5 separate regions of the Mus musculus genome follow, and all the other regions are linked to region 2. A link is a loop called in an ENCODE intact Hi-C map of the cell type or tissue named here. Cell type or tissue: left cerebral cortex. All regions are shown on one strand. Links, peaks and the distances in the headings refer to the core of each region. The heading gives the core; the rest is flanking DNA.

Region 1 (6,064 bases), core at 686-5,685, 150 kb after region 2:
ACTCTTGGCCTTGGCCTTGAAGAGTTAAATATTTATTCTACTAATGTGGATAAGGAATTGGAGTTGCCAAGATGACCTTGCTCCCAGTATCCTTTTCCTCAGTCTTTGAGGGTAATGATCACCTGACTTCTTAAACAAAACAAAACAAAAACCACTACAGTCACCCCATACAAGCCTGATCTGTACGTAAATTGTGACCCTGTGACTCAGTTCTAGTGGAACTGTATCAGTGACAAGTGACTGCTAGGAAATGCCTTTCAAGAGCCATTGACTTCTGCTTTCCAGACGGTTGGGATTCAAATATGGTGGCTAGAAGGCCTACAGCCTTCCTGGGTAGTGACATAACCTTGAAACTAGACTGCATACAAGATGAAGCAGTGTGAAAGTGAGGCACCTGGGTGCTGGCTTACAATGTCAACTGCGGTCTGCTGACCTCTGTCTATGGAAACCAACTATTATTTGGGGAGTTTCCATTGTGGATGAACCCAGCGCTCACCCATCTCCCAAATATAACTTAATATTAAGGTGACTTAGCAGTATGAATGCTGATTATATAGTTCATTCAATAACAGAGCACAGGTGCAGTGGACTAAATCTGACAAGCCTGGAGTTTAATGGTGATAATGCATTTGCTTCCATGGGCCCATAAAGCCAGGTCACAATGGACAAATGAGGCGGGTGTGCCCTGGGGACCTTCTGAATGGCATCAGTCTTATTAAGAAAATGGCGGAGTTCCTATCACAGAGTAGGGACTCTCGGTTGTGCGTCCCCAGCACTCCCTATGCCTTCCCATTACGCATCTGAATTCAAGGCGCACTCTGTGTGAGCTGATGGTGGGTGTTCGAGCTTGGGCGATTCTTCGGCTCTATTATCAGCACGGCAGACAGCAGGAGGAGGGAGATGAGTCTGCATTACTTTTTGTAGGTCAGCCTGTACCTGAACATAAACAAATGGAACACTTTCAGAGAACGCCTGGAAAAGATATCTGCTTGAAAAAGAGACAGGCTAGTTATTCATATCTCATGGGATGATGTAGGAAAATAAGCCGTTTCTATAATCTCATCCCAGACCCCTGAAAGAGCCTAGTGATTACAAAGACATATTTCTGTTCCATCTGCCAATTAACATGTTAGTCATGCGTTTCTATCCGGCTGCTGTAGTGACTGCTAATTGTCTTACCCAGTGTGGATGATACCGGCCTTCCTCATGGATAGAACCCAGATGCCACGTCGATGGGCCAAGTGCAACACCTTATCATAGTTCCCAGAGGCTTGCAGTGGCCCTCTGACTAGTGAGATGCAAGCTGCGGTATTACGATATTCCCAGTTCTGCCCACCTGACATAGCTGCTTCCTGTCTTGATTTCCTGGTTTTTTGTTTGTTTGTTTTTGTTTTGTTTTGTTGCAGTTGTTGTTGTTTTTTGGTTTTTGGCTACCAGAGGGACAACTGTAATGGCTGTAATCTCCCAAGCCTACGTGACACCCAGACACTGACAACGACAGTACTGGAAGATGGAGCATCTTCGAAGAGTTCCCCAGATCTGGCCTTGCTGACTTTGGGCTGGCTCCAGGAGAACTGATCCCTTTTCTCTTTTGTTTTGTTTTGCACAGTTGACACCATGTCCTAACTTAGGCGCTGTGCTCGGTCTCGAGGGGCAGAAGGCTTTCCTGTCGGATACTCAGGCATTTCCCATTTATCAAACAGGATGTGAGGAAAACTCAGAACTGAAGCAGGCCCGAGACTGACTTAATTCTGGGGAGGAAGTGAAGGCCCAGGCTCTGGAGAGAGCTGCAGAAGCTGGTGACACTGGCTGCAGCTGGGACATTACAGTATTGAACGCATAGTGTAAGGTCGCTTCAGGGACCACAAACTCCATTCTAGTGTAAGACATTTTCTAATGGTCAGGAAAATGTTAAAATGTAGAGAGCACCTTCTTGGAGACAGGGGGTAGGAAGAATAGGAAGAGGAACTGTGGGAGGGGAGACCAGAAGGGGACAATGGCTGGATTATAAAGAAATAAAATAATAAGAAGAAGAAAAAAATGAAGGTGGACTCAGGGCATGCTGAGTTCGTTCACTGAGCAGTGGTTTCTGCCCATGGGTGGCATTCAGATGCATGCCTTTCATTAAAGTCTCTTACTCTGTGCTCTCTGTCATCCTCCCTGGATAGCCACAGAATGGAAACTTTAAATTTCCCATGGAATTTTTGTTTGTATTTCATTTGTAGCAATGTAACTTACCTCCCTCTCCCTCTCCCTCTCCCTCTCCCTTCCCCTCTCCCTCCCCCCTCCCCCCAGTCTGTGGATGTGGATGTGCCAGAAGTCAACTTCAGATGTGATACCTCAGAATGCTTTCCATCTGTGTTTTGAGACAGACTCTCACTGGCCTGGAACTGATCAACTGAACCTAGGATCAGACAGGCCAGAGATTCCTAGTGATCATAGGCAGATCTGCCTCCCAGTGCACCGACAACCACACCCTTCTCTCTGACTCGGTCTCTCCCACTTCCGGTTGTGTCTTATTTAGGTTTACCATTGCTATGATGAAACACCATGACCAAAAGCGAGTTGAGGACAAAAGGGATAATTTGGTTATGTTCCCACCTCCATAGTCTAAGCCATCGCCCCCTGTGGTTCTGGGGGTTCAACTCAGAACCCCATACTTATGCAACAAGCATCTCCCCAGCTCACCCCAGCTCATTTTAGACTATCAGAGTTGTTATTTAACTTGGATTTATCATGTTAATGTGGCAGTAAAACACAGCAACATTTTGATTTTCAGATACTAATGGGTATATTTCTTTTAATCTGTGTTTAAAGCCATAGTAATAAGATCCATTCCCAACTACACTGTTACTTTTATGTCCAGTAAACTAGCCATTAAGACCATTTTTGGCAGCAATTTCTGTAAATACATGAATATTCTTTGTGGAAAAGGGGTCTTTTTCTTTCCTTGGTGGAGACCAGGCTCTTTGATGGGTAGATTTGAGAAAAGCTGAGTCTTTATTGGATCTAATGAATGATCCCTTGATGAAGTCTAAATTCACAGGATGAGCTTCATGACTTTGTAGAAGTGCCCCATAGGAACTGGCAACTGGTAAGGGCTCAACAGATGCTTGGTGAATGGATAAAAGAACAAACAAGTCCCCTGGTAGCCCAACTGACTCATGAGTTGAGACTACAAGACAACAATGTTCAGTATATACAAGGAGCAAATCAGTACTTATAAGCCCACACCATAACAGGGAATGCAGGGAGCATAAAGGTGATGCATATAATGGAAATTGCTGAGGCCCCCTCTAGACCTGCTGAGTCAGAACCTCTGCAACTAGAGGCACAAGAATCTACATTTTAACGGCCTCTGCTGCAGGCACACCAGAGGTGTGCACGCACAGTAAACTTTGAGAACTCTGGGCATCCATGCTGGCTGTTCAGCTGAAGCCTCCACACTCAATGTGACCTTAGAATGAGGCTGGAATTGCAGCCAGAGCTGGGTTTTCAGGCCATCCTTTTGCAAATGTGCTTTTGTCTGGTGACACCTGCTGGTAGAGAGGGATAAATGGACAAATTCAGCCAACCAAATTGCAACTCAACTGTCCCCGTGTATCTGAGAAAGCTAGAATTCAGATCTGCTTTCACTATTTACTAGCTTGGGAATGGCCTCAATTCGTTCATACTTGGGTGGTATCCTTCTATTGCCTTAGGCTCGGCTAGTTCATTCAATTACCTTCCCTGGTTTTGTAGGGGGTGGGGGTTGTTGTTGTTTGTTTGTTTGTTGTTTTGTTTTTTACATTAGCTATTCCTATTCTTTCTGTGCTCCTTGGGAATATTACCAACCTTTGGTTTTCCACTAAAAAAAATGCACTCAACTTTTTAACCAAAGGATTCATTCCCAGACTTTGTTTTAGGGAAATATCAAGTCAATCTTTATTTCTTATTAAAGATTCCAAATGAGATAAGGAAAAACAAAAAGGAGTCCTTTGAATTTTTAGGGGTGGAAATGTGTGTGGTGGTGGCAACAGGTCATCCTTCATGACAGCAGCTGAATCCAGCTGAACTGGGTAAGATTGTATTTGATACTTGGTTGTTGAGAATTTCACATAGATTCAACATGAAAATTACCAGTCCATTTAGCAAGTCTCTTGCTTTGGGGTAATTAGATGTATTGTTTGTTGTTTGTATGTTTAAATACTAATTGGTGAGAGGCATGTTTGCACAACAGGGTGACTTGCTCCATGTATACAATCAAGACCTCCTTTCAGGAGGATGAACAAGCTGTTCCATTTTCTCTCCTCCTTCCCATCCTGCATGGTCTTCAGCAATATCTTATGTATCTTTCCCTTGTCATGGCTGGGCAGCAGCATCATAGGAATCTAACAAACTTGAACTTGGATCCGGCCAACCCTGTCACTTGGGCAAGTCACTCCCCTCTTTATCGGGCACCAGGGATCCAGTGATGCTCTGAGGATTCAGTGCGGAAGGGTGATGAAATGCCAAGTGTGAGAAGCTAGCTGAGCTTGGCTATCAGGTCTCCCTTCTTCTCCCCTCCCTTGATACAATGAGTCTTCAGAAGGCCAGTCAGCGCACACTGGGGCCTGCAACAGTGTTACTATCACATAGTTCATGCTGCTCCCCCTGCCCCCCCCCCACCGCTGTCCTGATAGGCGTACTTTTAGAACAGATGGATTAAGTAATAACGCTCCTCTAGGGCAGATGCTCTGTCCCAGTCTCTCTGTAAACGTTTGAAGGTCTTTCTGGAATGGAGTCTGACAGTCATTAACCAGCCCCACTACACACCCAAGAGGACTCCAGACTGTCAGTATTTACCCAACCTGGGCCATGGCTCTAGTGTAATTCCCCAAAGCTAGGGTTTCCTGCCCTATGGGCCAGGCTGTTCCGTCTACACAGATAAGCAGCTTATGTCTGACTGGCCCAGCCCCAAATCGGGAGAGGGTCTCTCTGCTTCTCCTTCCCAAGCGTGACCTTTTTATTGGCAGATATTGCCTAACAGGGTGGCTTCCTGCTCATTAGCTAAGCCTACATGAGCTAATGTACAGACTACACTACATTAGTGACAGAGCTAGTTCAAAGTTAATCTTTGACTTAAAGAGATCACATTTTGAGTAACACCCCATCATAGCACCTCTTCTGTTCAAGTTATCGACCCCCAAATTTCTTGCAAATGCCAACATATTGGCAGAGTGTGACTGAACGCATTTTGGCAGTGAACCTGGCGATGAAAATAGAGCCAGGAAACAAAAGACTACAAGACACAAAAGAAAAGGCAGGCACGGAACTCCAGTGTTAGTATAAAGGCGCGAGGCGGGAAGCATGCCGGCCTGGAGAGAGTGCCGATTCTGAACAACAATAATAATAGAAACTCCTGTCCGAGGGAGCGGCTAGACAGAGAGCGGTGTGGCTAACAACAGGCCTGGAATAAAGAAAGCCCCAATTTATCTGTCCTTGAAGGATTTTAAGGTATGTTCAAAGTTTAATAAGCTTTATGGGGTCAGAAGGAGGATTATACCTTCCTCAGGAAATACAGGCATCAGGAAAGAGAGCCTTCGGATAAGTCCACTGTCCCAAGCTGCTATTTAGAACATTTGAACACCCTGTATGTTCCAGAAGGCTTCTTGTTTGCTTGGAAGTCTAAGTGTACTACACGCAGAGATGAGTTAATTATTAATAACAATTAGTTTAGTAATTCCTGCCTTCTTGGAAGTCCTCTTGGATGGCAGTATGTTGCTGGAGACCTGGGCCCACTGCCTGGACCCTTACCCCTGTACTTATTGCTGTCCCCTAGCAGTAGCTGCCTAGGGGTCCCTCCTTCAGCCATTCAGACACTGACCGGAGGGCTCTTTTGCCTACCATCATTTAGAACAAATACATGGTCTGTAGAGCGCTCCCCATCCATAGCCCCAGAGTCAGGGTGTTCTGCAGGAAGCCAGGGTTGTGTAAGAGAGGAAAGGGATCAAATGGCCTACTTTACTTTATATTAGACTCCGGGAAGAGAAAGGAAGTTGAAACCGTTGATTGAATACAAGTCAAGAACATTCGTAACTTGTGT
Region 2 (6,064 bases), core at 247-5,246:
GACTTGCTAAGAGAGACAACTCCTCTTTCCTTGATTATAAAGAAGGAAGACAGATGGCTTCTTGTTTAAGACTGTAATTTCAGCATCCTCCCTCAGTTAAAAACAAGATGTCCTTTTCTGGCTTTGAGGGAAAAATCTCATGGGAGGGATTTTTATTCCTGGCTGTATTGAATAATTCAACAAACACCCCAGAGAGCCCAGGGAGATATAAAGAAGAGAATACTTCCCCTTGTTCTCAGGGAGTTTACAATCTTACTGTGGAGTTTATGAACAGAATTGGGACCCACAGCAATTAATGCTTTATTTCTTCATTTCCAGCTAATGACCCAGTGGTTACCCGTAGGGAAAGAAGCCTTGGAAGTCACTCATCCTGTGCCTAGGAAAGAGCCTCAGGTCAAACTGCAGAAAAGTCAAGGATCTGAAGAAGTTGTTGTTGAGTGCTTATTCACTGACCTGTCCACTGCCTACCCACATTATTTAATCTTACACTTTGCAGCCATCCCTGCTATCAGGACTTCACAGAGGATCATGAGGTTTGGAGGAACAAGCCATCCAGGAAATGGTAATGCAAAACACCAACTAGGGAATTTTCTGTGTGTGAGTTTGTCTCCATTCCATACCCCTCCCACCCACACCCATTCCCCACCCTCTTGTTTAGATTTCTCCTTTCCTTGCTCCTCTAGTCAACTTCCCCTTTGAGTTTGAGTCACCTTGAAATCTGCCTTTTATGGACAAGTCAGCATTTCTGGGGTCTCACTCTGGTATCTTTGCAAACCTTTTGATCCCAGTCTTTGCAACACCTTGACAATATGAAACAAGACCGGAATGTTTATATGAGTGTTAGATACATGCGCGTTTCGGTGATAGTTAATCATGACCTTGTTTACTCTCGCCATTTTTAAACTGCTCTCGCTTCACTGTATCTGTAATGACTTCCCTAACATTGGAAATTTCTTAAAGGTTGTGCATGTCTAACTTGTTGCTACCCCCAACGCATATTAATACAGGTTTCGTTTTTTTTAATAAGAGAGTAGCAACTTTGCCTTTTATCGCCTGTTTAATCTTAGTGCCATAAATTTCTAGACTGTAATATAGTGAGTGCCTCGGTAAATATTTTAAAGATGAATTGGTGCGTGTGTTTATGTGTGTGCCCGCGCTACCATGTGTAAGAAAGTTTAGTGAAGAACCAACATGGCTTTGACTTGAGGGCCTGGAGTACTACCTTCCCCTCCCATTTCTGGCTCTTTTACTACAATTTCCAGTTGGGTGCTCTCACTGTCGTCGGCCTCCTTCAAGGCTTAGTGTCCACATCAGCAAAATGGGGCCAGGAGCAACAGATGATATTTTTCCACTTCCATCACCCATTCCTTCTCCATGGGAGGTTTTGCAAATACTCTCTCTTCTGGGTAACATAAACAGCCGCCAGAGCCCTAAAAAAAGCTCCGGGTCAGTGACCTCAGAGGCGCTCCCACCCGGGAGAAGGAGCGACCCCCGGTGACCTCCCCGTGCCTCGCGCGTACAGAAGCAAGTCGGCCGCCTTCCCTCTGCGAGCCCGCCGGGTCCACGGGCGCCTCGGCCTCAGACGCCCTCTCGCCGCCCCGAGGCAGAGCTCGGCCTCGGTGCCACCGCGAAATGGGCCCGGCGCCGCGCAGACTCCTGCGCGCGCCCAAGGGCCCGGCCTCGTTCTGGGCTGCCGTCGTCCCCGCCGTCCGCGCCGCGCGGCGCTGCACTGGGGGCGGGGAGTCTGATGGGAGACGCGCGCGGCGCCGAGGAGGAGGCGGCTGCAGCCCGGGAGAGGGAGCGGGAGCGGGACTGGGAGCGGGTGGTGGGAGGCGGGGGCCAGGGGGAGGGGCTGCCGCCGCCGCCCGCCCCTTTCCGCTGGGGAGCAGCTGCAGCAGCAGGAGCGGAGCCGGAGCCGCGCAGCCGCCGCCGCCGCCGCTGCCGCCGCCGGGGGATGTGGCCGGCGCCTGCCCCGGACCGCGCAGCCTCCTGAGTTCTTGCCGCTGTCGCCGTCGCCGCCGTCGCTGCCGAGTCGTGCGGGGCCAGGCCGCGCCCTCCCCGGGCGCCCGCCGGCTCGCATGCCGAGGGGCTCCGGGGCGTAGCTGCGCGCCCGGCGCCGCCTCCGGGCTCCTCCGGCCCCGCCATGGGCTGCTGCAGCTCCGCCTCCGCCGCGCAGGTGAGGGGCTCCCGCCTCCCGGCCGCCCGCCCGGATGCCACCCCGCGCTGTGAGCGCCTGCCGAGCCGTGCCCTTCGCTCCCCTGCCGTGCCCTGCGCCCCTCCGGTCCCCGCCGACCTCGGCGCTTCGTGCCTGGTCCCCCAATGCCCGCTGCGCTCCCTCCCCCGCTTTCGCACCTGAGCAGCCCGTCCCGCCCGTCTGCAGGTAGAGGCGCCCCGGGCGCCCGCTCTGCCCCGGGGAGGCATACGCTTCCCTCTCCTTGGGGCCCGCCAGCCTGCTCTCCACCTCCGCCGAGCCCCCCCGCCACCCACAGACTGTTTTCCGTGTCCCCAGAAGGTGTACCCCAGCTTGGGCTCTTCACCTCTCTTCCACCTTATTCTAGTTTCGGATCCATTTAATAAGCTGCCCATTTCCCCTGGTCTGCGGGCCCCCTTGGCCGGGATCAGGTGCTTCACTGGGTCCCGGTGCCCTTCCAGGGCCCATTTCACAGATCCCACCCGCTCGTTCCCCATCCCATCCCCCCTCTGTGCCTTGACCCTGAGCACCGCGGCCTCTCGGCGCACCGAGGCCCCTGCGGGAGCGGGGGGACTGGGCTGGGAAGGAGATTGGGCACCTGGTGGGTGACGGGAGCGTTACGGAAACTCCCTCTTTGTTGCCAGTGTAACAGGAGGAAGAGGTGCCGAATTTAGTTTTTCTGTGGGCACTGGCTGGATGTTGTCGCTGAGGGCTGAGATGCAGAGATTTCTCTCAGCTGCCACCCTGCCCCCATCCAAATTTCGCTAGCCGCCTTCTCTTTCCGATCAGAGCCTTTAACCTGGGTGGAAATGTTTGGACAACTGTGTAAGGATCAGATGTAATAGAACTTGACTGCTGGCCACTAATAACTGAGAGGACCTGTTTGTAAATTATCTAATTTAGTGGATTAGTGAGTGTATTTACAAATACGATAAAAAGCAATCAGGAATACTGCATCAAACTGTCTGGTGGTGGTGTATGAAAAATAGGCTCTGACAACGCCTGGGATGTTTCTCCACAGTTTCATTAGCGTAGAATTTAACAGTAGTCTGTGATTTGTTTGTTTGGTGGTGGTGATGGGGAGAAGTATGCGCTTGCTTCTAGAAATAAAGGCTGGTTGGTTCTTGGCGAAGAAAAAAAAATGCTAGTTTTTTGGGGAAAAAAATTCCTCTAGAGATGTAGCATCTGTGACACAGAAGTGCTTGGTGCTAAGTGACTATATATAACTCAGGTTTAAATAACCTGCATACTTGCTCTGAAAAATCTGAGATCTGTCACAGAAACAACTAGGATTGGAGATGAGTGGAGGACATTTATGGCTTTATTGAGCATTGATCCTGTTTGTCCAGTTCTTAGGCTGGCTGGTTTAGTTAGTGAAACCTTATTCAGTTAGGATAGCAAAGGAAAACCATGTGCCTGGTGTTAAGGAAGGCTGGATCACGGCTTTCTATTAGCATATAGAGGTGTAGAAAAACACATACCTTTGGGGATTTAGTTGGGGATTTAGGCAGGGGGTGCATCTATCAGTTGGGCATTGCTCATCTAATAGTTGTTTACATAGAGTTTTCATCAAAAAGTGTCTTTCACATTCCCTTTCTTTTCAGAATCGGGTTACTGTGCATGCTCATTTGGTGGTGAAATGCCTTTAAGACAGCAAGGTATTGATAGTTTATGGATGGCTTGTTCAATGTGTGAAGGATAGTGTGGGAGGGATGGGTTCTGCCTCAGGAGGCCACTTTAAATGGGCAGTGGGTCACGGGCTTGTCTCCCTCCATGCAGACCGCTTCCTCTCTCCCTTTCCCCTTCTCCCAGCCACTGCTTTCTGCACGCCATGTGACACAGACAAGACTCCTGTCATGCACCTGGGGGTGTGCTTTTCTCCCCCTGTGGATTTCTGTAACCAATCAGCAGTTTGTCAACATGCTTTAGTTCAGTGTTGGGGACTTGAAGTATTCAGTGGAGCGTCCAGGCAGGTTTTTAGGTACAGGGCTTGCCATCATTTTTTTTTTTCTTATTTTAGATTTTTTTTTCCCATCATTTTCATTTCTGAAGTGTTCTCGATCCCCTGATGTCTTCAACACTCATCTCAGAAGCATCAGGCATCTAGAATGCTCTTGTATTTATGTGTGTTGTGTTGAAATAAAATAGGGATGCAACTTTAAATGTTCTCTAGATGCAACGCTGCACATTACTGAGCTAATCTTCAGGGTCAGGAGTGTCTTTTCAGGCAGAATATGTTTGATTCTGCTTTCTACTGAGCTGTGAGGTTCTTGAGTGTAGAATTTGCCTTTTTCCCCCCTCCCTCAGCTTTCCATTTATGCAATGCCTCACTGTATGCTGCAGAGCTGCTCAGCTGCGGTTATTGAATGGAGTGCATACGTAAATTTAAACATTTGGCTAGCAAGTCACTGATTGTGAAGCCCCCCCCCCCAGCCCTGATCTGTGTCTCGCACTTTCCACGGTTTGATAGTCTAAGTTCACCAGACTATCCTTTTCTGAACTCAAACCTCAACTTTGTAAAGTTAAAATTTACTGTGGGAGACCACATTTATTCCTGTTCTGTCAGTAGCACCACTGGTTTGTAAAACGGAGCAGCTTGCCTCCTTTGCTCCTGACACCTTGCTCAGTGTGGGTATTTATTTTAGTCAGTGCAGTGCTATAGCATCTTAAAAGACTTGCGTGCAAGCTCTGATGATACCCTGTAGAGTCAATCAAAATACGATATACTCAGAGGTATCACCAGGAACTTTGAAGCTAGACTTTATCAGTGTATGTAAAGTACACTTTATTTTTGTTCTAGAGCTGGGTGTTGAAGTGTAGTTTTCCCTCCTAGTCTTTTACTGCGTTGCAGATGCTCATAAAAGAGTTTATGGTCTTCTGGACTTTGATCCTTTGTAGTCCAGATACTATTTTTTCCCTTGGCCATGACTAGGTATCGTAATTCCCCACCAAAATAATTATTCCACTTTGAGAATTAAAATTAAAACATCATATTCTGTGCAGGTATTTTACTGCCAAGGAAGCAAATTATTTGCAAAATAATCTGTATGGTATTAGACACATACATTTAGGAAAAGTGTCTGGTTCCATGGGCACTTACAGAACTCTTAGGGCGATTTTTCTCTGGCTTAAATAATAGTCAGTAGTTACACATTGTTGGAAATGGCTCAAAACAAACCCAGTATATGATGCCTAAAAGTCTGCTTGAAGGGGGTATCAAAGTAAGATGATCTGGAGTTTCTTTTTACAACATTAATCCTACCTAAGAGTGTTAAAATTTCTCCCCATCTGTCCATAATTAGTTTCTTCTGCTATAACCTGCTATACATAATTTCTATTCTTGTAATGCTAAACTTCAAAGTTCCCTTGTAAATCTTCAGATTTATTAAATGTTCTTTCCCATTGACAAACCAGTGTAAATGAAGGGGGTTTGTGAAAGATTACTTAGCAAATTGCTGTATGTCTTTGTCCTTAATGGCTAGATCATTATTTTCCACTGCAGTGCTTTAGAGGCGAGGAGGTTTCTCAAGCTTTTGAGGTTCTGTGTCCTCCTCCTAACCTCAGAATTGGAAAGAGCTAGAGAGAGGGGTGGGGGAGGGAGAGGAAGAGAGAGAGAGAGGTGCACAGACTTTCTAGTGGAAGAGACTACCTGTTGTGAGCCTCAATTTAGAAGACTCTTGGGCACTGTCTTGTCCCAAGCCCTTCAAACTGAGGGTGACATTTTTAACTGCCATATCCTAATTGCTTAGCCATGCTGCCTTAAAAACAATTGGGAATATTTACTCATTACTATTTGTCTTATAATACTTTCCTAATGCTGTATTCTCACCTGCTTTGTAGAATTTGAAGTCAGGTGATAGAAATGAAATTGAA
Region 3 (6,064 bases), core at 174-5,173, 71 kb after region 2:
TTTTCTGAGAAGTCTTGCTTCATAACTCCCAACTGTTTCTGGGCTTGCATTCTCCAATCTCTACCTTCATCAGTGCTAGGATTATTAACATTGACCACAGTGCTCAAGGTTTTTGGTTTTGTTTTGTTTTGTTTTGAGTGGAACAGGGTTATGGCCCAGCCACCCTGGTCAGACTGGAATGTTCTTCTCCTCCTCGTCAGGTCATCACGCTGTCTTTCTTGTTCCTGTGGATGAGTGAAATCCAGTCTCAGCCTAATCCCAGCCATCATCTCTTGGTACAAATCCTTCAGCCTCCTTCCCGCCGGTTAGTCACCTGCTGTTCGTTTTCCACCGTGAGCTCCCAACAACTTTCCAGCTTTAGGAGGAACTCCAGCTGTCCTGCCTCTGATACCTTTAAGGCCTACGTCCTTAAGCAGAGCGCCCTGCTTAGCCTCTTCATCCTTCGCTACAGTCCACATCAACTGTGTAACCTTTCCGTGTTCTCATCTTTGTGGCCGTACCTGCTCGTCTTTGACTCCCCTCCCAGAGCTGAGTGACTCTTGCTCATGTTTTAGTTGCTTTAGTTATGTACTCTCTAGGTCCCTCCCCTGCCACTTTTAAGAGACCCATTTGATCCTTCTTGTGCTGGCCTCTTTGCCCAGGTGAGGCATTTTACATTGCTTGCAGCTCCGGTGTCTCTGTGCCATGAAGGCAGGGAAGGGAGACTGTGTATTTACTGTCTTTGGTTATTGGTTTGGTTTCTGAGCTAGGATCTTGGCTAGGAAGCCCTGGCTGGCTTTGAATTCTGTAGATAGCCTAGGCTGCCCTTGAACTTAACTTAAGACTATCTGGCCCAGCCTCCCAAGTACTGGGATTAGAAGCATGAGCCACATGCCTGCCTAGCAAGTATGGCCATATTTATAATTATATTGTTTACTTAATTCTGTATCTGGCAGAGAGCATGTTTAAAATTTTTATGTTGAATAACAATATTTTCACCTTAAATATCTTCTCCCCTACTTCCTTTCCACCTCATTTTTACCTGGCAAAATTTACACAAGTGTCATCTTTTTAGTGATTCCATAAATGATAATGGATTCCTTTTTCATTGCAGGCATTATTTAGGTACTGAGGGTATAGAAATAGATTCAATAGTCAACCAGCCCTGCTCTCCTAGAGTTGATTGCTACTGGTGGAGATTGATAGTAACACATATGTAAGTGCTGAGGAGCAAATAAGGCTGGTTTTCTCTCTCTCTCTCTCTCTCTCTCTCTCTCTCTCTCTCTCTCTCTCTCTCTCTCTCTCTCTCTCTCTCTCCCTCTCTCTCTCTCTCCCCCTCTCTCTGTCTCTGTCTCTGTGTGTGTGTGTTGAGGGGCAGGGTTTCACAGCCTAGTTTAGGTTGACCTCAGATTAGCACTTTCCAGTCTCAGCCCCTGTGTCTCCTGATGCTGTCCCTAGTCTGTTCATGACAGCAGTGCACGGTCACCGCTTAGAGCTCCCTCTTCCTAATGCTGCCACAGTGACAAATCTCAAGGTGTGTTTTTGGTTTTTATTTTGTTTTGTTTTGTTTTTGTCTTTGTTTTCTAGTGTTTTTTGCTTGAGCGGGTATTGAACCTTTGAATACATGCTAAGCAAGTGCTATAGCACTGAGCTACATCCCCACCCTTGCACATGGACTCTTGAGGGACAGATATTGAAGCTGTAGAAGTACATGTGCTTATGGGCAGAGGGAGACTGTTGCAACCATCGTACAACCCCCTAGATCACAATCTACTCTTAGTCACTGTGCCCAGCCAGCCTCTCTTAATTCTGTTGTTCCAGAGTGTTGGGGGGCAAGCATGTTTTATTAATGGTGTGTTGTTGTAGTTAGCTAGGTTAGTTTGTAGTTAGCTTGGTTTGGGTATGCACTTCCCATAGTTCTGTGGGTTAAATAAGATGGCCCTCCTTGGGACACTTGGATCCTGGCCCCGTGTGATGCCTGGACTTGCCTTTCCTTGTCTTTCCTCCTCCTCCATGGAAGGAAGAGGTCTCTTTGGGCAGAACTCTTCCGAGGGTAGAGAACAGATCCTCTGCAGCCTGCATTTAGAATCAGCAGAAGGCCTGCATTGCTGTTATTTAGCAGTAGCAGAAGGGTCTGCATCGCTGCTGGGTATTTTATTTTGGTGACTCACTAAGGGCAACGTGCTCCATAGAAAGGGGCTGTACATTATAAACTGATTCCAGGTAATAATTGGACAAATGATCAGACTCCATTTTTATTCCCCTCTGGGGAAGACATGTGTCAGGACTCGCTAAAGCGGAAGCATCCGAGGGGCTTTGCTGCCAGCTTCTCAGCCTTAGTGCCGCAGTGCTTGATTAGAGAGGAGAGAAGCCAAATCCGGCAGGAGGCGGCCAGCAGACCTGGTATCTGTTTGCCACCTCTTGCTCCAAAAAAGCCTTACTGCAGAGTTGCCATGGCAGCAGGAGGCAATTTAATGGCAAGGGCTCATCTCTGGATCCGCACTGCTGTGCCCAGCTTTTCCCCCTGGCCTTCAGTTTGATCAGCTGCTTACACCAGGGCCTTACTGTGAGGTGTCCTTGTAGCTACACATTGCCTTATGGAGCAAAGTGTGAGATCCCCTGAATTCTCAGGACAGCCACCTCTCCCCCCCACCCCCCAAACACTTCTCCTCGGCACATATCTCTTTGATGTTCCACCCTAGAGTCAGCCCTATCCGATCATTTGCAGTTCCTTAAATATGCTCTTTCATGCTTCTGCGCTTTTAGGCATGCGGTTTCCTCTGCCCGAGTGCTCCCTTCCCCATCTGTCTGGAAAATTCCTACTCAATTTCAAAATGCAGCTTAGACTCCTCCTCCCCCTCCCTCATGCTCTCTCTCACCCTCTTTCCTCCTTGCAGATCTGTACAGCTTCTACAGCCATCTCAACCTCGTCACGTGGGGTTGAAATGACTCGTTGTACTCCTGCCTCTTTTTCTGTAGTCTGAGAGTTATTTGCATTCAAAATTTGTGTTTTGTAGATTTTTGCACTGAAAGGGCCTTTCCTGGGAGTAATATGTAACAATGTTTGTGGAATTACGGGATGCTTTTTTGTGAATTAAGTCCTGTCTAATGCTAATCCTTTGAGTGCTGTTCCCTACAAAGGTAAACCACTGCATTGTAAGTAGTCAGAGTTCCTTCTGCTACAGACCTGATGGACCAGCCAGCCATCAACCTGACACTGGTGGCTGTGCCCTGTCTTTCCAGTTAGGATCAGAGAGAATAACATTTGTGGGTCAGACTTTACGTCTATGCGATCTCCAATTGTTACCCACCATCTGGATCCCTCCGTGGGCTATTGAATTGTAGTATGCTGAGGACACAGCCTCTGAGGCTTTGTGAGATACAGTAACTCCTTGGTAAATCTCATTTTCTCTACCTTCTTCTCTTCTTGGTGGGGACAGTAAAAGCCAAATAGAGGTTCAAGCCACCGTTAAACATGTAGCAGCATCTAACTGGGTTTCATCATCTCACTCTGAGCACAGCTTTTCAAGTTACTCCTTTCCTGTGGCTCTTTTCCTTTTCCTGACCGCCTGTGATTTATGGCTTGCGCCTTCCCTGTTGCCCATTCTCATGTTTGGTGCCTATGTCCTGTGTACTGTGCAGACACGCTGCTTTTTGTGGGTATTCTAACCTTTCTTTCCTCCTGGAAAGAATTTGGTATTTCCAGATTTCCAAGTTAGAATAGATTTTGCTTCATTTCTTCTTCAAATAACCCCAGAACCCACCTGAACTGAGCCTGTGCTTAAACCCCTCCCCCACCGGTCTCTGTACAGCTTCCTCTGCAGGCCAGTCTGAGCACTTTGTGGTTTGTCTCCTGTCGCCATTGCCCTTGTCTGTTTTGAGCCTGGCCCTTAACAGCTGAGCCATCTCTCCAGCCCCCATCACACTTTCTTAAGTTCAAAGCTCACCTGGGTGTTTGGCAGTTCCCTTTGCCAGTGTCTTTTCTGCACCACCCACCCGAGCATGCCCCGTGCATACTGTGTGTGCCAGAGCCTGCAGGTGTCCAGGCTGTTCAGTTTCTGAAAAGTATTCTTGTCATTGTTTTTCTTCCCCCCCATTCTCACGCATGGTATTCTAGGGTCTATAACGGATGTGAAACTTAAACAAAGCTGTTTCTAAGTTATTAATAGATTTGAGCTTCTACAACATTCTTGTGCCTCGTCCTCATTCCTGACACAGGCTGGTGACAGTGGAATTAGGATGGGCTGTGAGACAGATAGATAGTACTTTGTTGCTTCTTATCCCATGTCTGAAAAATACCCTCTGTAAGCTGTCGGTTAACTGCAAATGAGTTCCCCTTATCTTCATGGAAAGCATTCCAAGAGGCAGTGCAGTTCTTTGGGGCTGTGGATTGTACTAATTTTTTTTATTTGTATTTCATTGTGCTATTGCCGGGAGCCATTTTTTTCTCTTATGAGTACATACCTAGAAGAAAGTTTAACTAATAAATCAGATACAGTAAGAAACTGACAACAACTAACCATGAAATTGAGTAGTCATACCAATAAGTATAATAAAAATGACTCAAAATGTATTTGTCTATTTATGAAAATTTCCATTTGCTGGTCCCTGACTTTGTGGCTGTTTCCCCAGCCACAGGTAGCTGAATCCATGTGAAATGAAACTGCAAAAGGGAAACTACTCACCTGCTGATGCTAGCCTAATTTGTAAATAGAGTTGATAGCTTCTTTCACTGTCAAAGGGAGAGCAAGCCTTCTTAGAACCTAGGGCCTATAAGGAGCTCTTCATAGTGTGTTTTTGTGTGAATTGGATTTAATATGTTTTTAGGTTGGAACTAGGGTATGTGTGCATGCTAAGCATATGCCATTAGCATATATTTCTAAAAGTGCTTTTTGTATTTTGTATTAAGTTGTATTTTGGTTGTATGGGTTATAGTTTTTCGGAAACATGCTCTTATGCTATAATCAGCAGTATTAGTTTGATAGTGCTAAATATATATTGTAGGATTCTACTCACCTTCTTAACCCATTTCTGTTTTGCCTGACCTGCTCTGAGGGCTGCTTGTCTTACCAAGCCTCTTGACCCAATGGTATCTATGCAGCTTTTCCTCCCAAATGAAAAGTAAATCTTAGTATTGTAGTCTTATTTGTGACTATTCCAGACCAAGTTGAGTAGAGTGGCTAACTATCAAATGCAGGCTTTGTAAAGGTTAGGTGTTTTCTGTGAGAAACCAATAGGAACTGTCATGCACATACTGTCTGTTACATGTGTACCGTTGGTGACCTTACAGTAGACTAAAGAGTAAATGGTATAGTGTTTAAAATACAGACATTGAGGATAAGGAGGGAAGATGTTTTTCTTTTTCTTTTATTTTTTTTTCATGGTTTTAGAACTTTATTGTAGAAAAGCAAAGAGAGAGAAGAGTAAAGAGGCAGAGGGTGGCCATGGCCACATGGAGAGAGGGGAGAATGGAGGGGTAGAGAGAAAGCAAGAGAATCAAGAGAGCGGAAGATGTTTTTCTTAAGTTAGGCAAAAGAAGTATTGTAGGGAGGCTAGAAGCTGAGGAGTGTGCATACCTGTGATCTCAGCTGCTTGAGAGGCCAAAGCAGGTAAAAAACAAACAAACAAACAAACCCAACAGGACACAGGTTCAGGTTGGTATAACTAAGGCACAGTACAAGTTACCATTTATTCTCAAGTACAAACTACCACGGCCTTTCAGAGGATAAGGTAGGGCTGTAAAAATATAGTTAGGTCAGTTTTAGCATTGGGAGACACAGAAGCAGGACAACAGACGAGCTATCTATTCTCAGGAGGTCATCGTTCTTAGAGCCTTGTCCCAGCTGGGAAGCCTGGCAGCCTCTGCCTTTCTTCACTTGTCTCTAAGTCTGATTTCTCCTGGCATGTAATTTCTCCAGATACTTCTTAGGGCATCGCTTATCATTAAGAACTGTGTATTCAGTGAGTCCCCAACCCACATTCCACTGCCTGCACAGAAACACCACACTACTGTGTGGAACTGATGTGTACACAGAGGTTTTCTGAGTGTCTGTCACACGAGTATTCAATAAACACTGGCTGCATT
Region 4 (6,064 bases), core at 968-5,967, 97 kb after region 2:
TGGTTTTTTTTTTTTTTTGAGGAAGGAAACAAAGACTGTATTTTGCTTCAGGTCAGTTATTGTTTCCCTGAGATTAAAAGCCTTGAAGTTTGATGTCCAACCATATAACTTTACAGTATCAGTTAGTTACTAGTTAGATTAATATTAAAGATTAAGGACACAAAAACAGGTCTCCAGGCCAGCCTAGTATATTAGACCTGCCACTTGTCACACAAACAGCTCTAATCATGTTAGGTTTGTGGTAGGATGGCCAAATTTTAACTTAGTTTATACATGTATATTTATACATATGTGTTTATATGTATGAGCTCTCCAAAAAGCCTAGTGTTCTCTGGTGCACAGTGTTATCATTGGTTAGATATGTATATATGTGTTATACTCTCAGTAGCTGAAGTAGATCCATGTTATTACAAGCCAGATTCAAGTCATGCCTCATACACACCTATGTTCTCTCAAAAGTCACAGCTGTAGTACATGGAAGCTTGGGTTAAATGACTAGATCAGTTTTCTTTTTTTTTTTTTCTAGACACATGTCATATATATGATATATGTATACCATATGTATCATTTATATGCCATATAAAAAGTAAGGACATTTGCTGGAGTGTAGTTGAGGAGTAGAGCAGTTATCTAGCCTGCCTGAGATCTTCCCTGGGTTCATTGCCAAGCACTGGGAAAGGGAAGAAAACACTCCAGCATTGCATGACCCTAACAAGATGTGTATTTTTCAGTCTTTACTAGAGTATTCTGTTGTTCCCATATTTATGTGTAATCTTTTAAACAGAAATGTCACCACTACCTTATATGTAATTTCCCCATGTATTTCTGTGTTATAAACATTTCTGTAGATTAGTAATAATGGCTGTTTTAAGTTGTTGTCTGTTAATGTCTTGGCATGCTTTTGTTTTAATGAGGTTATATAAGCTTGTGCCCTAAACACCTTTATTAATATGAGGTTTCCTGTGATGATTTGAAAGAGGAAACATTCTATTAATGGTGGCCCGTCTCAAGTAAAAGCATGTGTGTATGCTTACTTTAAGTTGTGTTTGGCAAGCGTTCCCTTCCCACCGAATGAAGTACATGCTTGTAAGCTTCGCCATCTGCCTGCGGTAGATGTGCAGGGTGCAGGATCTCGTGTGCTTGCGTTTGCTTCTGGTAGTTCTCCATGCGTATGTGTATGTGTGTATTTCTCTTCGGAAGGGGAGGGTAATGTCTTCTGTTGGAATGCGCACTCCACCCTCTCTGATAAACTGGTAAGATTGGCATCTGTACGCACAGCAGTCATCTTCATAGCGCACAGCACTTAGCTCCCATAATGAATGCGCGGGGTGGAGTGTATCGCAGCCATTCTCACCTCTCATTTGTGTGTTTGATGTGGCATTTATATTACGTAGGAGTAATTTTTTTTCTGATTTTTTTTTTCTTGTGTCACCAGTGCACCTATTCCATTCTTCCATCGCTGTGCTCCTGTGAACATTTCCTGCTATGCCAAGTTTGCAGAGGCCCTGATCACCTTTGTCAGTGACAATAGTGTCTTACACAGGCTGATTAGTGGAGTAATGACCAGCAAAGAAATTATATTGGGACTTTGCTTGTTATCACTAGGTAATTGTTTTTCTCATTATTAGCTGTTGCATAGTACTGCAGAAGGCTGTTCTGGTTTTAGCCAAAATATGCGTACAATTGGAGATAACGTGTAAAATGTTTGACTACCCATGGCCAAAATAACTGTTTCAGATTACATATAACTATATACATAAAAGTATGTATGGCATATATCTGAAACTCTTTCTTGTTGCTTCTTTTTTTTTTCTTTGATTAAAGACTTGTTTCCCCACTGGTTACTAAGTCATGGTTGATTATCTTTAATAATAGCAGGAGGCCCCTTCTAATGATTTAGTAATCCTCTTGGTTTTAGATATCATTCCAAAGGTATATTTACACATAAAAGAGGCTATTTTATAGAGAGGGAATATATAAAGATCTTATATATTCTAAGGGCATAGGTTACTCTTGACGTATGTAATTTTACGTTTATGCTATAGTATTATAGTATTATTGCCTTTTTGGAAAAGCTAGGTAATCTCCACTTGTTAGCCACAGAATTATTTAGTCAATAATTAGATTCTAAAAATTAATTTTATTTTAAAAATAAAAAACCTACATTATTCTAAAACTATAGAAGTGCATATCAGAGTTTATAAGACTTCTTTCTTGAGAATTAGAAGCTAGTAGGAGCCAAACAACTATTCCATTGCATAAGTAAAATTAGTATTTATGTATGTTTAATAGCAGTTGTATTCACTGAGAAGATATAAGCTGTATCTCCACCTTTCTTATCATTAGACAGTGTTTTCTTTTTGCATAGTGCTACTTGACTCAATTAAAGAAATGCTGTCCACATGAAATTATAGTTCTGTGATATGTGAAGGCTCACATCTGTTCTCATTCCTGTGCATTTACTGCTAAACTAGTACTTTAAAATCCCTATACACAGACCTAAACATTTATTTAGCTTTGCAAATGACCCAAAGAAATGTGACAACTTGGTTTTCTGAAATAGTTGATTGTATAACCAAAAAAAAAACATATATAAACTTTAAGAATAATAATGTGAATTCATTGGAATTCTACTTTTATTAGAATATTTCTCTCTTGAGGCATAAGAAAAAGAATATAAATCCAAAATATCTTTGTTCCTTTCTTTGTGGAATGGGCTTTCAGATCATTAAATGTTTATAAAGTATTATTCAGTATTCTATTTCTCACACAGTGGTTAAGTGCCTCCTTTTCAAGCATTTTAACTGCAGTTTTGGCACACTGGCATTTAGTTTGGGGTAGATAAGGGAGTTGGCTGAGTAACTCAGCCTAATCGTTGCTCGTTTCTGAGGAACAGCTTTGCAGTTGGTTAAGAAATGAGATCAGTAGGGATTTGGCTTTAGTAGTTTAAGAATTTTATATTTTATAGTAGGCTCATACCCTCTCTGAGTTGTAGAGTTAAATGTAAAATATTAGACAGTGTTAAAATACCATCTCCTTTGCTGAATTAGAGAACTTTGACCCGAGACAGTACAGGCTACTCAGGGCAGTATGGATCTGCAGCCACATGCTCCGGTTTTTTGTGTTTTTGTTTTTGTTTTGGTCACCAACATGACATGTCATGCTCTACACCTCTTGTGCTGATGTCTGTGTGCATGTCTGATGTCTCCCTGATGATGACTGCACAGCAGCCCTGGTTGTTGTGCAGTCAGCATTTGCATTAGCATGTATTCTTTTCTGTAGTTTATAACCCACACAGTTAGGACCTTTGGTTTTCAGAGATGCTATTTAAGTGTGTGAATCATAATTTCAAAAGCAGCCCGTCCCTTTTCAAAATCGTGGTCATGAACTAAGTCAATAGCATCGAATTATTCCTGTAGGAGAAAGCAACACTCGTAAGTCTCTCTCTTTGTATTTTCTCGTGGTTTTCAAATGATATTTGTGTTCTGTGTTTTCTCTGCAGTTCTGTCCATGATCCTGATGGTGATTATCAGGTATATATCAAGAGTGCTAGTGTGGATTCTAACAGTTCTGGTCATACTGGGTTCACTTGGTAAGCAGTTTCCTCCTCCTTTGCTTTCATGGTCCCTAATTAATTTCATGGTAGAAACTGAAATAAAAAGAAGAAAATGAAATTTTTATCTTCCCGTGCTAGTTCTTCTTCATAATGCGTGTTTATTTTTGCCTTGGGGGTGTTATAATTATAGTCTCGTTCCCTCATTTCCCTCTGGTTAGCACTTGAAGCACGTACCCTTTTCTGTGCACATGCATATGGGCACGCAGCATTTAGTTAACATTTTGAGCTCCGTTGCCTGTCTCTCCACGTATGTCTGTAGTCCGACTCATGCTTATCCTTCTGCTGTTCACACCCGCTTTCCCTTCTCTAGCGCTTCTGCATAGAATATTTTCTGACAGTCTTCACTGTATCTGAGATAGTTCTACTATAGTTGGTAGCCTGTGTTTATTTGTAAGATACTGCTTCATCCTGTGATTGTTAGAGGCAGAGATGATACGTGCCGTTCCCCAGCCTTTGCAGAATTAGCATTTTCTGACCTTCCTGCGTTACAGGCTCCCTTCTGTTCACTCATGCTTCCAAGCCTTGTCAAATAATCATAGCTTTTAAATTCAAGTTATTATTACATTAAAATATTGTTTTTACATACTGTGCCTTAAGGATTTATCTAGCCTTGTCTTGAGAGGCCTCCGGCTTACGTTTACATTTAAGGTTAGGTTTCTTGGACCGATCTTCTGGATCCTGTGTCCATGAGCCTTTCTGAGTGCGTCATTTGGTTCACCTTTGTATTGACCGAATTCAGATGATTTATTCATGAGGGACTTAATAGATCCCGTATTTTCCCAAGGTCTAGATGATCACATATTGTCTTTACTTTTACACGCACGTTCTGGATTCCCTGGGTAGAAGCGTGTTCGGTCGGGCACATACGCCCCTTCCTGCCTGTGCATCCCGAATCCTCAGACTGACCACATTGCAGTCGGGCACATACGCCCCTTCCTGCCTGTGCATCCCCAGAACCTCAGGCTGACCAGACTGCATTTTGTTTCCTTCCCTGATTCACCCCTTAGAGGTTTTTATGTGTTTTCCAGCAGCCCTTTAAGATAAAGGCTTTAAAAAATGAGTCTGCTTCCTCTCCTTGCCTGTCGTCTTTTGGGAGTGGCTCTTTCCCACCTCAGAAGAGCTGCTTTTGTTTCTGTGGTTGGTCATTGGTCCTGTCCCAGTGGCGGTTTTTCTTGTTAAAGGCATGGCTTAGTCCACGATACGTCATAGTCTTCTGAAGAGTCTTGCTGTTCTCCTTTCCATCGGGATGAGTTGGCCAGGCTGACTCTCTTCCCTCTTGGTGTTAATTTTCCCACTGTCAGTCCATGTCTGGCAAAAACAGAGGGCCTGAGATCTGATACTCAGTTCCGATCTCTGCTCTTCCTGCTCGCATCTGGCTTTTCCTCTTCTCATCTGTGGCAGCCTTTGAGTCTGACTCATGTTCAGATATGTCGCTTTAATAATAAACCTCAATTTACCATTTACTGTACAAGGTATTTCGTTACTTAACTTGCCCAATTTCAGTTTTCTAATTTGTGAAATCAATAAGAGTGTTTACTAGCCGTAATGGATAAACTGGGTCACCCTCGGTGTTAGCCCGGATTCAGGAGCTTCATGCACAGCGGCTACAGTAAGTGTGCTGTAAGCGTCTACTGTGAGCAGCCTTAACGTAGGTGTTTTCACTCCGCTCTCCGACAGCTTCAGCCCCTCTCTGGACTGCCTGCTCCTATTTGTAGAGAGTGTAATTCTGTTCATTTTCCGATATGTTAAACAGTTTTCCAAGCAGCTTTCTGGTACCTTGGGACTTCAAAGGGGAAGAAGAATCTTTATATACTTTTAGTTGATTTGTTTTCCACAAGTTTTCATTAGAAGAAAACTCCACAGTTTACTATTCACCAACAAATAGGATAGGGAACTTACAGGTGGAGGTCGGCTTGATAAGTGTAGATCTTAGACCAACTTTTATCTGCCAGATATTTCTTATAGTAGTCTCCTTACTGTAGCCAATCACTGCTTTGCAGGATAGTCTGGCATGCAGGTATCCTTCGACCCATACCTCCCAGCATCTTTCTTGCTGGCCTGCTTTAGGATGGGTCAGTGATCTTTAGGATTAGAGAAGGAGCTCTCCTAGTATGCAGGGTCTTGCCTCAGCCTCCTAGACTTCTCTCTAGGATGCTTTCTCCTTACGTAGTTTCAGAAGTTGATCTTTCTCAGACGTTGCTGTCTTGCCCAGACACATCATCTCAGTGAGGCCTTGCTTATCAGTGTTAAAAAACTGCAGCACCTTCCTCAGCCTAGTATTGTCCTGCCTAGATTTTCCACTTAGATTTCACATTCTCCTGTGAGTTACTTCTGCTAGTTTACATTTCCTCATTGCTGTGTAAACTCAGTGAGCAGAGAGGGTGGGCATCTGTTTACTGTCCTGTCCCTGGTGAAGAGGTGCTAAATAAATTCATTGGGTGGAAATCC
Region 5 (6,064 bases), core at 52-5,051, 100 kb after region 2:
GCACTAAAACTATTGGCTCCAAAGATATTTGTTAGCCGTGCTTCTTTAACTAGAGTTCTCTATGCTAGCTTCTAGAGGAACGGGGTGGAGATTGTGAGTAGCCAATGGTTATTCTGCCACAGGTCCGACCTTAGGAGCTTCAGTCAACAAAGGAGATGAAATACAAAGGAGCACTTCCCTTGCTTTGAGGTGGTAGCATATAGCTCTCCCAACATTGCTCAGACTGATAGGCATGCTGTGCAATTGAAAGAGTCTTGTCCTGACTGACAGTTTGACTGGTAATTAGTGGGCAGAGGGAAGGTCTTCATAGACTGAGGAAGTTCCATTAGAGTTGTGCACCATTGTGCGGTTTGGGTTTTCACCACTTACAGACTCGATGCTCTCCTCTCTTCCCCTCCTCAGGTCATTCTCTTCCTGATCATGCTGGTTATGCGCAAGCGTGTGGCTCTCACCATCGCCTTGTTCCACGTGGCTGGCAAGGTCTTCATACACTTGCCTCTGTTAGTCTTCCAGCCCTTCTGGACGTTTTTTGCTCTCGTCTTATTTTGGGCATACTGGATAATGACACTTCTCTTCCTTGGCACTACTGGTAAGAAATGCAGTTTCTTCCCCCGTTCATGAATCTAATTTGTACCCGTACATTTTAAGTCATCAAAGAGGTTAGGGGTGTAGCTCAGTATAGAATGCTTGCATCCATGGGTGAGAGCCTGTTGGTCCCTAGTACAATACACCCCCCCCCCAGAGAGATAGAATTCTTCATAAATTTGTTGACAGAGATCTAGTAGCCATCAAATCTTAACAAGAGGGGGCATCAATAACTCATGCTCACTTCATGACTTTTAGCAGATCTTAGCAATTTGGATCTAGACCAGCTAAGCCCTAAAACATCTTAATTTTGAGAGGGTCATGGATTTGAAGTGGATTCTCTATTTACTCGGATATTTGGATCCATTTTGAAATGAATTAATAAATTCATAGCCATTGTGCCTTGCTTCACAGTCCAGAGTCATCCTGGACTACTATTGAGTTCCTGATAGTGGAGCACAGGACCAAATATTAAGATATGGGTGTTAACTGTGAGAGGTGAGGGTAATGACGGTGACCTTGTGTGAAGCATCTCTGTCCAGTCAGCTCATACTCAGTAAAGGAATAGGACAGTTATTTCTATGCTTAGAGAATAGTTTACATCTATAATTACTGGGTAAATAAAACCCTGGGAAGGAAGGAAGGAAGGAAGGAAGGGGAGGGGAGGAGAGGGGTGAAGGAAGGAGGGAGAAACAAACAACATTCAGGCCCAAATAACTGATAATGGAATTAGAACTATATCTAAATAGATTAGTTTAAACACCTTTGACGATGCCTTAGAAGAAACCAAATGTGTAATTGTGTGATGTTTAGTTTTGCAACTGTTTAAAGTTATAACAATTGCGTCCCATAGTGAAACCGCACTAAGAGCCAGCATATTGAGTGTTGTGTGTCGCAGGAAACCCTACTGCTTGTTCACAGTCCGTAGCCACGGGTCTTAGTTTCTGCTATATGTGATGTGTGATGCTTCTTTGCTTCCTTGACATCTTCCCAGGCAGTGCTGTTCAGAATGAGCAAGGCTTCGTGGAGTACAAAATCTCCGGGCCTTTGCAGTACATGTGGTGGTACCACGTGGTTGGCCTGATTTGGATCAGTGAGTTCATTCTCGCCTGTCAGCAGATGACTGTGGCAGGAGCTGTGGTAACATACTACTTTACTAGGTGAGACTTTTTACCTACAAGAAAACCCTAGTTCATTGAGTTAGCCATGGCTACAGGCAAAGATAGTGGGGCTAAGGCAACAACCGTCTCTTTTCTGTTTTGTTTTGTTTTTTAAAAAAGGGAGTTGGAAAGGATGTGACAAATGTATGGTTGGTAACTTTGTGGAGTGGATATTCCTCCTCTCACACTTGGCTGTAATTGCCTCCAAACCAGCTTAGCAGACCATGGTGGGACCTAAGGACCTATAAAGAAGTAAACTTGGTTGAGTATCAGGTTAAGAGACCATTAAAAGGCAAGCTTCATTTGTTTCTCTCAGAAGAACTGTCGTGAGACCCCTTTTGCTACCTTCAGGACTGAGACCTAAAGGAATAATCTATTCAGTAGTCTGTTCTGAGCTGCTGGCTGTAGAGATTTTGTTGGTTTTGTTTTGGAGACAGCTGGCTGTCCTACACTAGGCTAGCCTCAAACTCACAGAGGCTCGCTTGCCTCTGTCTGAGCTACCATCGCACCTGGCCAGCTATAGACTGTTTCTTAAAATTCCATTTTCTGATGATACAGTTTATTCCTTAAATAGTCACTAATAAGAACTTTCAAAACCAGTTTGATCTAAAGTCACAGAGCATAAGAACTGCTCTGTTGGTGTTGTAGAGAAGTGAAGCTGATTTTGTAACATTTTTACCACAGTTTTGGTTACTTTGTCAGTTTGTCCTAAAGCTAGATAATATTGCTGTGATTTTTTTTTACACTACAGTAGATTTCAGACCATATATATCTGTATTTCCTTCCTGTTCTAGATTTTGTTTTAATTATCTTCTTGATCATTTTTAAAACAGGGATAAACGGAATTTGCCTTTCACACCTATTCTGGCATCAGTGAATCGCCTTATTCGTTACCACCTCGGTACTGTGGCAAAAGGATCCTTCATTATCACCCTCGTCAAAATCCCCAGGATGGTCCTCATGTATATCCACAGTCAGCTCAAAGGGAAGGTGAGAGCAGTGTGTTTAGCCAGGCTCTCTTGGGGCGCATACACCAGACCTCAATTCTGCACATAGTAGGATAAACTTCTAGATGTTTTCTTCAGAGTCTGAACAAAGTGGGATCCAGTTCTTCCTCCATGTCTCCCATGTACACATTCCACATGCCCTGAACAATCATCTGTCTAACCACGAGTCACCAAGTTTATTGAAACAGAAGCACTTCTCTACCCTTTTTCTTAAGAACCCATAATAACTATATATGATGTGGGTGTGGCATGTTCTGATACATGCATAAGTGTGGAATAACCAAGCCTCCTAGCTTCACAGCACTTATCATATCTCTGTGCTAAGAATATTCATACCCTCATATCCAGGTCAGCTCTGTTAGCCAAGTGTCCCCAGTAGGAGACAGCAGAGGGCAGTGAGTCTAACAGTAAGTCTCTAACCTCTGAGCAGAAGCAGGGGAAGTGGCCTTTGACATTGATCTGGGAAAGGATTTTTTCTTTGTTAAACAGAAAGAACAGGCAACAAAAATGAGCCTGAAGAGTCAAGAAATCCACCTAACCCGTATCTCTCATAAAGGGTTGCTGTCTAACATATATGAATCCCCTACTGACTTTGGAAATAATTTGTGATTTTCAGCATGGCTGTGCTCACAATCTACCTTTCCCTGGAACCTGGTCCAAGAATGTTCTCTTCCTGTTCCCCACCCTCACAACACGGTGTCACCAACCATACTCTGACTCCAACCTTTGGGTGTTTGACATTTATTTTGTCTTGCTGGTCCTGTGTCTTCCTCTATCATATATGTAGTCGTTAGTATATAAATGTTGCTTTGAAGTGATTTGAAAATAATTGGGGAAGACGTAGGTATGGAGGCCTTAACTTACATTGTGATTTTAAAATTTTTATGTTTCTCGAATTTGAAGTTGTTTTCATGATGATTAGATTTTTGCTTCTGTGTTTGTTAATTATTTTTGCCTTTTCCTCTCTCAGGAAAACGCTTGTGCACGATGCATGCTGAAATCCTGCATTTGCTGCCTTTGGTGTCTTGAAAAGTGCCTGAGCTACTTAAACCAGGTAACACACACTACGAGTGACCCACTTTCAAATAGACAGGTGCCATTCCTTCTTCCAAGATAAATTAATTGAACTTAATTGAAAAAAATCTGTGTTTTTCTTCTGGCATTATACATTGTTTTTTGACTGAGTATACTCAAATTTTGTTCCTGTTTTTAAACTAGTGTATTTGCTCACTGACGTTATTATGTTAATCTCAGTTTTGATACATGGATAAACACATCATTGGGTTCATCTTTCTTCAAAAGTCCCTTTTTTCTTAATTCACATCTTTTTTTTGTTCTTGCATTATGTAAGTACTGTTTGAAAGCTTTATTTTAGTGGAAATCTGCTCTGGGTCCTTTTTAGACCTTGACTCTTCTGCACAGTTGCTGCTCTTGGTAGAGATAGCTTGTTTCTTGTTGTTTTGTTTTAATCAAACCGTGAGATCTCTCCAATATTGGCCTGAGGAATATTATCAGAGGAAGTGTTGTTTCTTTTCTGTTTCTGTGTGCATCCACATGTGTGGAGCCCTGAGGTCTATGTGTGCATGTCTCTGTGTGCATCCACATGTGTGGAGCCCCGAGGTCTATGTGTGCATATCTCTGTTTGCATCCACATGTTCAGAGCCCCAAGGTCTGATACCTTCCTCTATCATTGACCACCTGTTTTTTGAGTCAGGGGCTCTCTGAACCTGGAGCCTGCTGATGTGGTTAGCCTTGCTGGCCGTCACACTTTGGGGAGTCTCCTGTCTCCTCAGTTCTGGGATTACAGGTGCATGCCCCAGTGCTCAGATTTTACATGACTTTAAGACTCAGTCCTCATGCACGGCAAGCACTTTACCGACTGAGCCGTTGTCCCAGCCCTAGGAAGCAGCACTTTGAAGGCTGACTGAAGGAGTTGACACTTAGGGACACAGGTTAGGCCTCCCTCTGTGTTTCTATATCTAAACAAGCAGAACTTGGCTGTAGAGCTATCTTGTCCTCATTTACTTTTTTTGTTGTGCGTGCGTGTGTGTGTGTGTGTGTGTGTGTGTGTGTGTGTGTGCGCGCGCGCGAGTGCGCTCCATAGCTAGCATGTTTGCCCCTGAGCATCTTTTTTAGTGTGTGTGGTATGTGTGTGTATGTGTTGTGTATGTGTGTATGTGTCCTCCATAACTAGCTTGTTTGTCCCTTGACCATCTTGTTTAGTGTGTGTGTGTGTGTATGTGTGTGCATGTGTGTCTATGTATGTGTATGTGTGTGTGTATGTGTTTGTGTGTGTCCTGCATAGCTACCGTATTTGTCCCTGTGCATCTTGCCAGCCATTCTTGTCATCTAGTTTTTGTTTACTTTCTCATTCCCTAACAATCAATTTTAATGTATTGATGCCCTCATTCAACAAGCCAAAGCGAAATTGACTTTCTTACCATTCACCTCTAAGTGATCGACTTTCCCTCCACTTACCCATAGCCCTGTGCTCCGCCTTCACTGTATATTATCCATAAGGTGGATGTTCTGTGTCACTGGTATCGGGCATGCCTGCATTTGCTTTATTGAGCGAGCTCTGTGGCTAATATGAGCAAGTGGATATAATGCTTCATTATATTTAATAAGAATATATTCAACATGCTTTTACAGGTCATATTATTATCTGTGAATGAACAAGTGTTTGGAAGCTCATTTAGAAATATTAATAATACCCAGAACAACCGGAAAGTTTCTTTAAAATTTTAACTGGGAACATTTGATAGACCGACTAAAAGTCATTGTCCTTAAATGGTCTCCTTGCGTAAGTAGCACATCCTCAGGATGTCAGGCTTAGATTGCATCTCTGGGCTCCGTTCCCCGCCCTGTGCCAGAAACCCATCCTTGGTAACCCTTCTTGCAATGGCCCAGCCCTCTGCTGAGCTTCAGGGCTTGCCTCAGGAAGAACATTAAGGAGTTGAAACTGTCTGTCACTTCTTTATCTTAAGCTGTAGACTGACAGCTTAAAGGCAGAAATCTTATTTGCTTTGTCTTCTCAGAAGGTAGCAGAGTGTCTGATTCACAGGCACAGGTGGTCTTCAGGTGCCTTTAGACTGAATTATTAGTTATGCCAGTATTATGTAGGTTCTAAAGGGCCAACCAAGTGAGAGTCAACTCCATTGAAGCCGTGTAGCTGTAGTGAAGAGGAGGGGGAACCCTACACGTCATGCCAAGTAGTCAATGACAAGTGAGATCAACAGTGTTTCTACCATACCTAACATCTTCAGTATGGTTACGTCATTTCAAATAAAGTACTACAGATGCCTGACAGAA

Evidence for each region. Peaks named below come from ENCODE experiments on the same cell type or tissue, not always from the same donor. Only the 100,000 strongest peaks of a DNase experiment are listed, where the experiment ranks them.
Region 1: a loop joins it to region 2, with 2.9 times the contacts of the local background. A loop is called at or near these places in 9 of 42 quality-filtered maps.
Region 3: a loop joins it to region 2, with 9 times the contacts of the local background. A loop is called at or near these places in 9 of 42 quality-filtered maps.
Region 4: it touches region 2 in a loop (8-fold over the local background); 11 of 42 quality-filtered maps call a loop at or near these places.
Region 5: a loop joins it to region 2, with 1.9 times the contacts of the local background. A loop is called at or near these places in 10 of 42 quality-filtered maps.

The regions. Positions count from the first base shown.
Region 1 is chr4:53,590,899-53,596,962 of GRCm38, forward strand. It overlaps a transcript of Slc44a1 not described here. Among named protein-coding and RNA genes, the nearest start is that of Fsd1l, 38 kb to the right of the region's middle. In left cerebral cortex, for the core only: a CTCF peak has its summit at 3,540 (motif pointing left); DNase peaks (open chromatin) are centred at 906 and 3,518; H3K27ac peaks cover 733 bases.
Region 2 is chr4:53,438,541-53,444,604 of GRCm38, forward strand. It overlaps Slc44a1 (solute carrier family 44, member 1), which reads left to right and starts at 1,876. Exons shown (of 16, transcript NM_001374697.1): 1 at 1,876-2,176. The coding sequence starts at 2,144. In left cerebral cortex, for the core only: a CTCF peak has its summit at 2,785; DNase peaks (open chromatin) are centred at 1,756, 2,324, 2,855, 3,350 and 3 more places; H3K4me3 peaks cover 3,575 bases; H3K27ac peaks cover 3,390 bases.
Region 3 is chr4:53,509,902-53,515,965 of GRCm38, forward strand. All of the region lies in intron 3 of Slc44a1 (solute carrier family 44, member 1), which reads left to right. Among named protein-coding and RNA genes, the nearest start is that of Slc44a1, 73 kb to the left of the region's middle. In left cerebral cortex, for the core only: no CTCF peak of the experiment used is centred there; DNase peaks (open chromatin) are centred at 2,408, 2,819 and 4,016; H3K27ac peaks cover 3,744 bases.
Region 4 is chr4:53,534,888-53,540,951 of GRCm38, forward strand. Slc44a1 (solute carrier family 44, member 1) reads left to right here. Exons shown (of 16, transcript NM_001374697.1): 6 at 1,436-1,605; 7 at 3,503-3,592. Among named protein-coding and RNA genes, the nearest start is that of Fsd1l, 94 kb to the right of the region's middle. In left cerebral cortex, for the core only: a CTCF peak has its summit at 1,060; DNase peaks (open chromatin) are centred at 1,174, 3,340, 3,878, 4,904 and 1 more place; H3K4me3 peaks cover 518 bases; H3K27ac peaks cover 3,135 bases.
Region 5 is chr4:53,541,963-53,548,026 of GRCm38, forward strand. Slc44a1 (solute carrier family 44, member 1) reads left to right here. Exons shown (of 16, transcript NM_001374697.1): 9 at 403-589; 10 at 1,580-1,745; 11 at 2,579-2,735; 12 at 3,723-3,806. Among named protein-coding and RNA genes, the nearest start is that of Fsd1l, 86 kb to the right of the region's middle. In left cerebral cortex, for the core only: a CTCF peak has its summit at 3,133 (motif pointing right); a DNase peak (open chromatin) is centred at 1,648.